Linked DNA regions of Homo sapiens: region 1 is linked to region 2. Evidence: chromatin contacts called from ENCODE Hi-C or POLR2A ChIA-PET data. All regions are on one chromosome and are shown on one strand. Each heading gives the region's core, a stretch centred on a gene start or an enhancer-like site at or near the end of the contact. The rest is flanking DNA. Distances are from core to core; before and after follow the strand shown. Region 1 overlaps WARS1 (tryptophanyl-tRNA synthetase 1). Region 2 overlaps YY1-DT (YY1 divergent transcript).

Region 1 (2,700 bases), core at 122-2,621, 130 kb after region 2:
TATGTGACAGGGATTGGCAGGACCAGGCTGGCTCCTGGGACACCAGGCTTCTGGGTGGAGCTCGAGAACTGAGGGGCTCAGTTCTGCCTCCTTGACGTGATCAGTCCTCAGTGATGCAGGAACCAGCCTACCAGGCCTGACTTACAGGAAAACAGATGGAGGGCTGACTTGGGGGTGGGTATGGAGCACTGCTGCCAGCAACTAAGATGATGGAAGTGGGTGACCAGTGTGACTCTGTGTGACAGGAAATGATGCCGAATGGACACAGCCAGCTAGGGTGGTAGTTGGAATAAAGTTAGATAACACAGGCTTACTGTGTGCAGGTGGCAGGTACTCACTCAGCAAAGCCACCTGAGTCGTCAGCACTGTGCTACTATTTTGATTTTTTTAATTTGAGAGATGGGGCCTCACTGTGCCACCCCAGCTGGGGTGCAGTGGCTATTCACAGGCACAATAGTAGCTCACTGCAGCCTTGAATCCCTGGGCTCAAGCCATCCTCCTGAGTAGCTGGGACTACAGGCACGTGCCACTGCCCTGCCTGAACCTGTTATTTTTAGGAGGCTGGAGCAGATGTGCCCTCTCTTTTCTAGTGTGGAGATTCTGATTTTGGAGCTGAAGTCGGGCACGGGGATTTAGAGTGAGGGCCTGGGCGGGCCCTGTTCTGCCCCACAAGAAGCCTGCAGGCCCAGTGACCGTCTGTAGGCCTCTGTTTTTCCTGACCTCATGCTAACTGCTCACCTCGAGGGCTCTACTGGTCCCTAAGTGAATGATAAATGTCCCAGATCCATAAACAAGTTTTTCTTTTTTCTTTTCTTTTTTTTTTTTTTTGAGCTGGAGTCTCACTCTGTTGCCCAGGCTGGAGAACAGTGGTGCGATCTCGGCTCACTGCAACCCCTGTCTTCCAGGGTCAAACAATTCTCCTGCCTCAGCCTCCCGAGTAGCTGGGATTATAGGTGCCTGCCACCAAGCCTGGTTAATTTTTGTATTTTTAGTAGAGACAGGAGTTTCACCATGTTGGCCACGCTGGTCTCGAACTCCTGACCTCAGGTGATCCACCTGCCTCGGCCTCTCAAAGTGCTGGAATTATAGGTGTGAGCTATCGCACCTGGCCATAAACAACTTTTTCCAAACAACTTCTCAGAAGCAAAATAAAACAGTGGACTTTTCCAATGGCGCTTCCCTCCCCACTCTGCACCCTGTGCTCCGGAAGTTTTGGCCAGAAGTGAAAGGGAAAGAAAAGTCTTCAATTATACCAGCTTCCAACTGAGTGGGGAGAGTTGGTGGAGGGCATGTCTTAGGAAGTTTTGATATGAAAGGCTTCCCCATTGTCAACCAGAACCTGCTTGGGACTTTCCAGAACGGTCAGGGGCAGTGACTCAGAGGGCATGTGACATGCCTCAAATACAGTTCCCAGCATTCCCACTGCAATCTTCTAGCCTGCAAACACACACTTGATTCCAAAGAAAATGTCAACTGCTTTGTGTAACAGTGAGGCAATTATATATACACTGGCTGTTGAGGAACCAGGCAACAGAACTGGGGCCATGCAAAATAAGGAAGCTCAAACTAACTTCTCCTTTTAGTTTCTCTAGTGATTTGTCAAATGTTTGCTGAATGCCTGCTGCATGCATCCCTCCTGGGGCCAGCAGGACTGTCCCGTGGATGGACGTTTCTCCGTTCTATGTCTCTCAGTGAGAACGCTCTCTGGGAGAAGACCAGCTCATAACCCCTGCTTGGTAATGGCTGCTCAGGGCCAGGAGAGCAGTGCTGCTGATTCCTGGTGGTGGAAACTTGGTCAAGTGGCTGGGCTTCTCTAAGCCTCATCATCTCATCTTTAAAGGGAATAGCACCACCACCTCCCAGTGAGAATGAAACATGAGAAAACATAAATAAGGCACCGGGTCCAGCCGCTGGAACACAGCTGATGATGAGAAATATACACAAATCTTTTCCATTATTTAATAACATCCACACTAATTATAACTTTAAGGAAATTGCCATGACTTTGCCTGCAGAACAGTGCTGATAAGAAAAGCAGAAAAGGAAAAAAAGAAAAAAAATTCAAAATTTTACCTAAATGAAAGGACACAAAACAAATTCACCTGATTCATGTGGGAAGGACAGGCTGCCTTGAGTTCTGCAGGGAGCAAAGTTGGCAATCCTGGAGTTCAGCATTGCTACGGTGGCTGGGTGGCTGAGGCCCAAAGCACTGCGCAGTGGTGTGTGTGTGCGTGTGCCCCCCAGGGCATGTTTCTGATCCCGCTGGCTGCCCTCTGCCTGGGCCACTGCTCACCTTGGTTTTGATCTGCTTGGCCGTGTCGGTGAGGAAGATGGAGGAGTTGGGGTCGCTGGCACTCATTTTGGTCTGGGCGCCCTGCAGGGCTGGGAAGAAGGTGGAGTGCAGCAGGGCTGGTTTAGGATAGCCGATCCTGGGGGCGACGTCCCTTGTCATTCTAAAGTAAGGATCCTGTGGGGAGAGTAAGGACCCTGATGAGGGCGGCCAGAAAACATGCCAGCTTTCAGCCATGAGCAGTCCCTGTGAGCATCTTCCCAGAAGGCTCTCATGCTTCCAACCAAAGAAATTCACTCCCTCCTCCCCTTCATCTTTTCCTTTTTTTTTTTTAAATTTTACTTCCAGTTCTGGGATACATGTACAGAACACGCAGGTTTGTTACATAGGTATACATGTGCCATGGTGGT
Region 2 (2,700 bases), core at 107-2,606:
CCATCCATCCATCCATCCATCCATCCATCCAATAAACATGCGTTGAGCACCAGTATTGAAATGGGCCCTAGGGATGGAGCAGCCCCAGCCCAGGCCTTGCCTAGCTCAGCCCAGCAGGAGGCCAGGCCTGAACACAAACCCCTGAGATCAACACACAGGCTCTGTGTGGAGCTGGGAAGATACTAGACAGCAAGAGAAGAGAGGAAACCCCATGCTGGGGGTGGCATGGGGTAGGGTATTTTCAAGGAGACAGGAGGTTGGGGTGGCAGAGGGGGCAGGGGGATGGGAAGGCCCAGCAGAGGGAACAGCATGTGCAAAGGCCCAGAGTATGAAAACTGGCTCTGTGCTTCTCTTTAGGCAAACACCGGGGTCAGGGAGGCTCTTCCTCTCTGCCCCTCCCACTGAGCTCTTCACACCCCGTCACATGGGTGGGGGTTCTTAACCTGGGATCCACAGAGAGAGGGGAGGGGAAGGGAGGTCAGAGGATAGAAGCCAGGGGGCTTCTGAATTTGGGTTGAAGGAATGTATGCGATCTCATTTTCACCCACCTCTGATATTAAAATTCCCACAGTAGTAGGTGTTAGCTGTCCCTGTGACTTTGTCACCAAGAGAAACCCAGATATATTCATATCACATTTCAGCTGTTGCAGAAATCTCTAAATATCATTTATACTCACTGGTATTTCAAAATCATGGTGAATATTAGACTTGCAACTTTAGTCTTGTTATTTAATGTGTGAGTAAAATACATTATTACATGTGTGTTAAGAATTTTATTAACTGTTACTGTATTTCTTTTCTCTCTTTCCTTCTGCAAGTCTCACTCTGTCGCCTAGGCTGGAGTGAAGTGGCACCCATCTCGGCTCACTGCAGCCTTGACTTCCCAGGCTTAAGGGATCCTCCTGCCTCAGCTCCCGAGTAGCTGGGCCCTCAGATGTGCTCCACCACGCCCGGCTAATTAAAAAAAAAAGTTTTTGTAGAGACGGTCTCACTATGTTGGCCAGGCTGGTCTCCAACTCCTAGGCTCAAGCGATCCTCCCGCCTCGGCCTCCCAAATTGTTGGGAAAACCGGCGTGAGCCCCGCGACCAGCCAACTATTTACCATAGTAGCCTTCCTTCCTAATCTTGTTATTTTATTCATCTAAAAATATTTTGAGAGGGGCTTTGTAGGCTTCCCCAGGCTGCGTCAGGGTCGGGATCTAGAGCGAGGACCAGGCTGGGGCGAGGGCGCCGTGTTCTCAACTGCAGGGCCTGAAGCGGGGCGGGAGGGTAAGGGCGCACACTACCCAGGCAGGGACAGGGACCCCGCAGAGCCTGCCAAGGGGCAGCCACGCGGCCCACGGAGCCGGAGATGAGGGAGGAGCCTGGCCCGCGCCCGGCCCCCGCTCGGGTCGGTGTAGCCCAGCCCCAGCCTCCCAACTGCTGAGGATGAGAGCAGGGCCGCGGCCTTCGCCCGGCGCAGCGCCTGCGTTCCCGCCGCCCTTCCCAGTGCCGCGAGGAAGCTGCGGCAGGAAGAAGGGCGGAGGTGCCCCGGGCGCCTGAGACGCCCGGCAATGGCCCCGCTACTCTCGCCGCGCACACGCAAAGCCGCTTCCCAGGCAGTTGCGGCGTTCGGGGCCCGCTTCCTCTCGGGCCGGGCCTTCGCCGGCCGCCTGCCCGTACAGGTGTCCCCCGGCTCCGTGACTGCGACTCTCCCAGCGGAGAGGGTCTCCCAGGAAGCAGGGGCGAGGAGCCCTCGAAGGTCTCGGGCGGCAGCGGCTCTCGGCGCAGAGGGCGGAGGGTACGACCGCGACACAGGCGGGGCGGCAGCTAGCTCGCGAGGTGCACCCGGCACAGGCCCCGCCCCGCGCTTCCGGCTCTCAGGGCCCTCGTGCCCCGCCCCGCCCTCCTCCCCGGGGCCCCTCGTCCCCCGCGCCCGCCTAGCCCCGCCCCGGCTGTGCTGGATCCTCGACGCCCATCGCCAGGGGTGGAATCCCAGCCCCGCCTAACACAGGTGGAAAGAGGCGCAGAGAGGCCTAGTGACGAGCTGGGATCACAGGGAGTTGATGGCAGCGCCGGGAGAGCCCAGGCTCCGAACTCCCGGGCTGGGTTCTGCCCCTACAGCCCGAAAAGAAAGCAAGGGAGCCGGTGAGGGTGACACCCAGATAGGGGCGAGATGCACATTTCGTGTTCCCAAGGTGGTGTCTGTAGTAAGATAAGTGAAACTCGAGGCCCAAACGAGGACAGAGCTCAACACACATTCTATTTTTTCAAGAAGGCAGGGAGGCTCCGAGTCAACCTGCTGAGTCAAAATCCAGACCCCAAGCATTCCTAAGCCGGGCCAGCTTCAGCCTCAGTGCCCCACGCCTCGGTTTCCTTATCCGTAAATTAGCGTAGTGTGTAGCTTGTACTTACTCAGGTAGATAATTATACGCCTTTTTAAAGCGGAGAAGAGAAGAAATGCTCTCATCCATTAGCAGTGGGATTCTGGGTGATTAAAACTCGTTTTTCAGTGCTCACCTGTCGAGTGAAAGCTGTCTTATTTCCACTCACTGGAGAGCTCTGGAGACTGGAAGCTGTGAGTCTTGGTTACTGATGTATTCCAGCTCCATATGGTGCCTGGTGCTTCGTATGTTTTGTTGACCGAATAAGCAAGTAACTGGAAGCATATACCCATCCTCTCGGATCACTCACTTGGGTAGGGAGTGATTATAATTCTAC

What was found. A loop is a pair of places that touch in the nucleus more often than their neighbours do. ChIA-PET counts read pairs that join two places held with the same protein, here RNA polymerase II (POLR2A). Pooled maps may share reads with other maps.
Region 1: a loop to region 2 is called in a pooled map, with 2.8 times the contacts of the local background. The contact joins two enhancer-like sites. A Hi-C loop is called at or near these places in 2 of 50 pooled maps. POLR2A ChIA-PET finds 5 or more read pairs at or near these places in 2 of 52 experiments (activated B cell and activated T-cell).

The regions. Positions count from the first base shown.
Region 1 is chr14:100,340,105-100,342,804 of GRCh38, forward strand. WARS1 (tryptophanyl-tRNA synthetase 1) reads right to left here. Exons shown (of 11, transcript NM_004184.4): 9 at 2,294-2,467. Among named protein-coding and RNA genes, the nearest start is that of SLC25A47, 18 kb to the left of the region's middle. Within about 2 kb of position 1,372, at least 20 of the 41 ENCODE cell types and tissues checked have a DNase peak (open chromatin) inside an H3K27ac peak, as active enhancers do.
Region 2 is chr14:100,212,740-100,215,439 of GRCh38, forward strand. The region is part of intron 1 of YY1-DT (YY1 divergent transcript); the gene reads right to left. Among named protein-coding and RNA genes, the nearest start is that of YY1-DT, 25 kb to the right of the region's middle. RefSeq lists enhancers at 1,004-1,504, 2,182-2,231 and a silencer at 1,242-1,961. Within about 2 kb of position 1,357, at least 36 of the 41 ENCODE cell types and tissues checked have a DNase peak (open chromatin) inside an H3K27ac peak, as active enhancers do.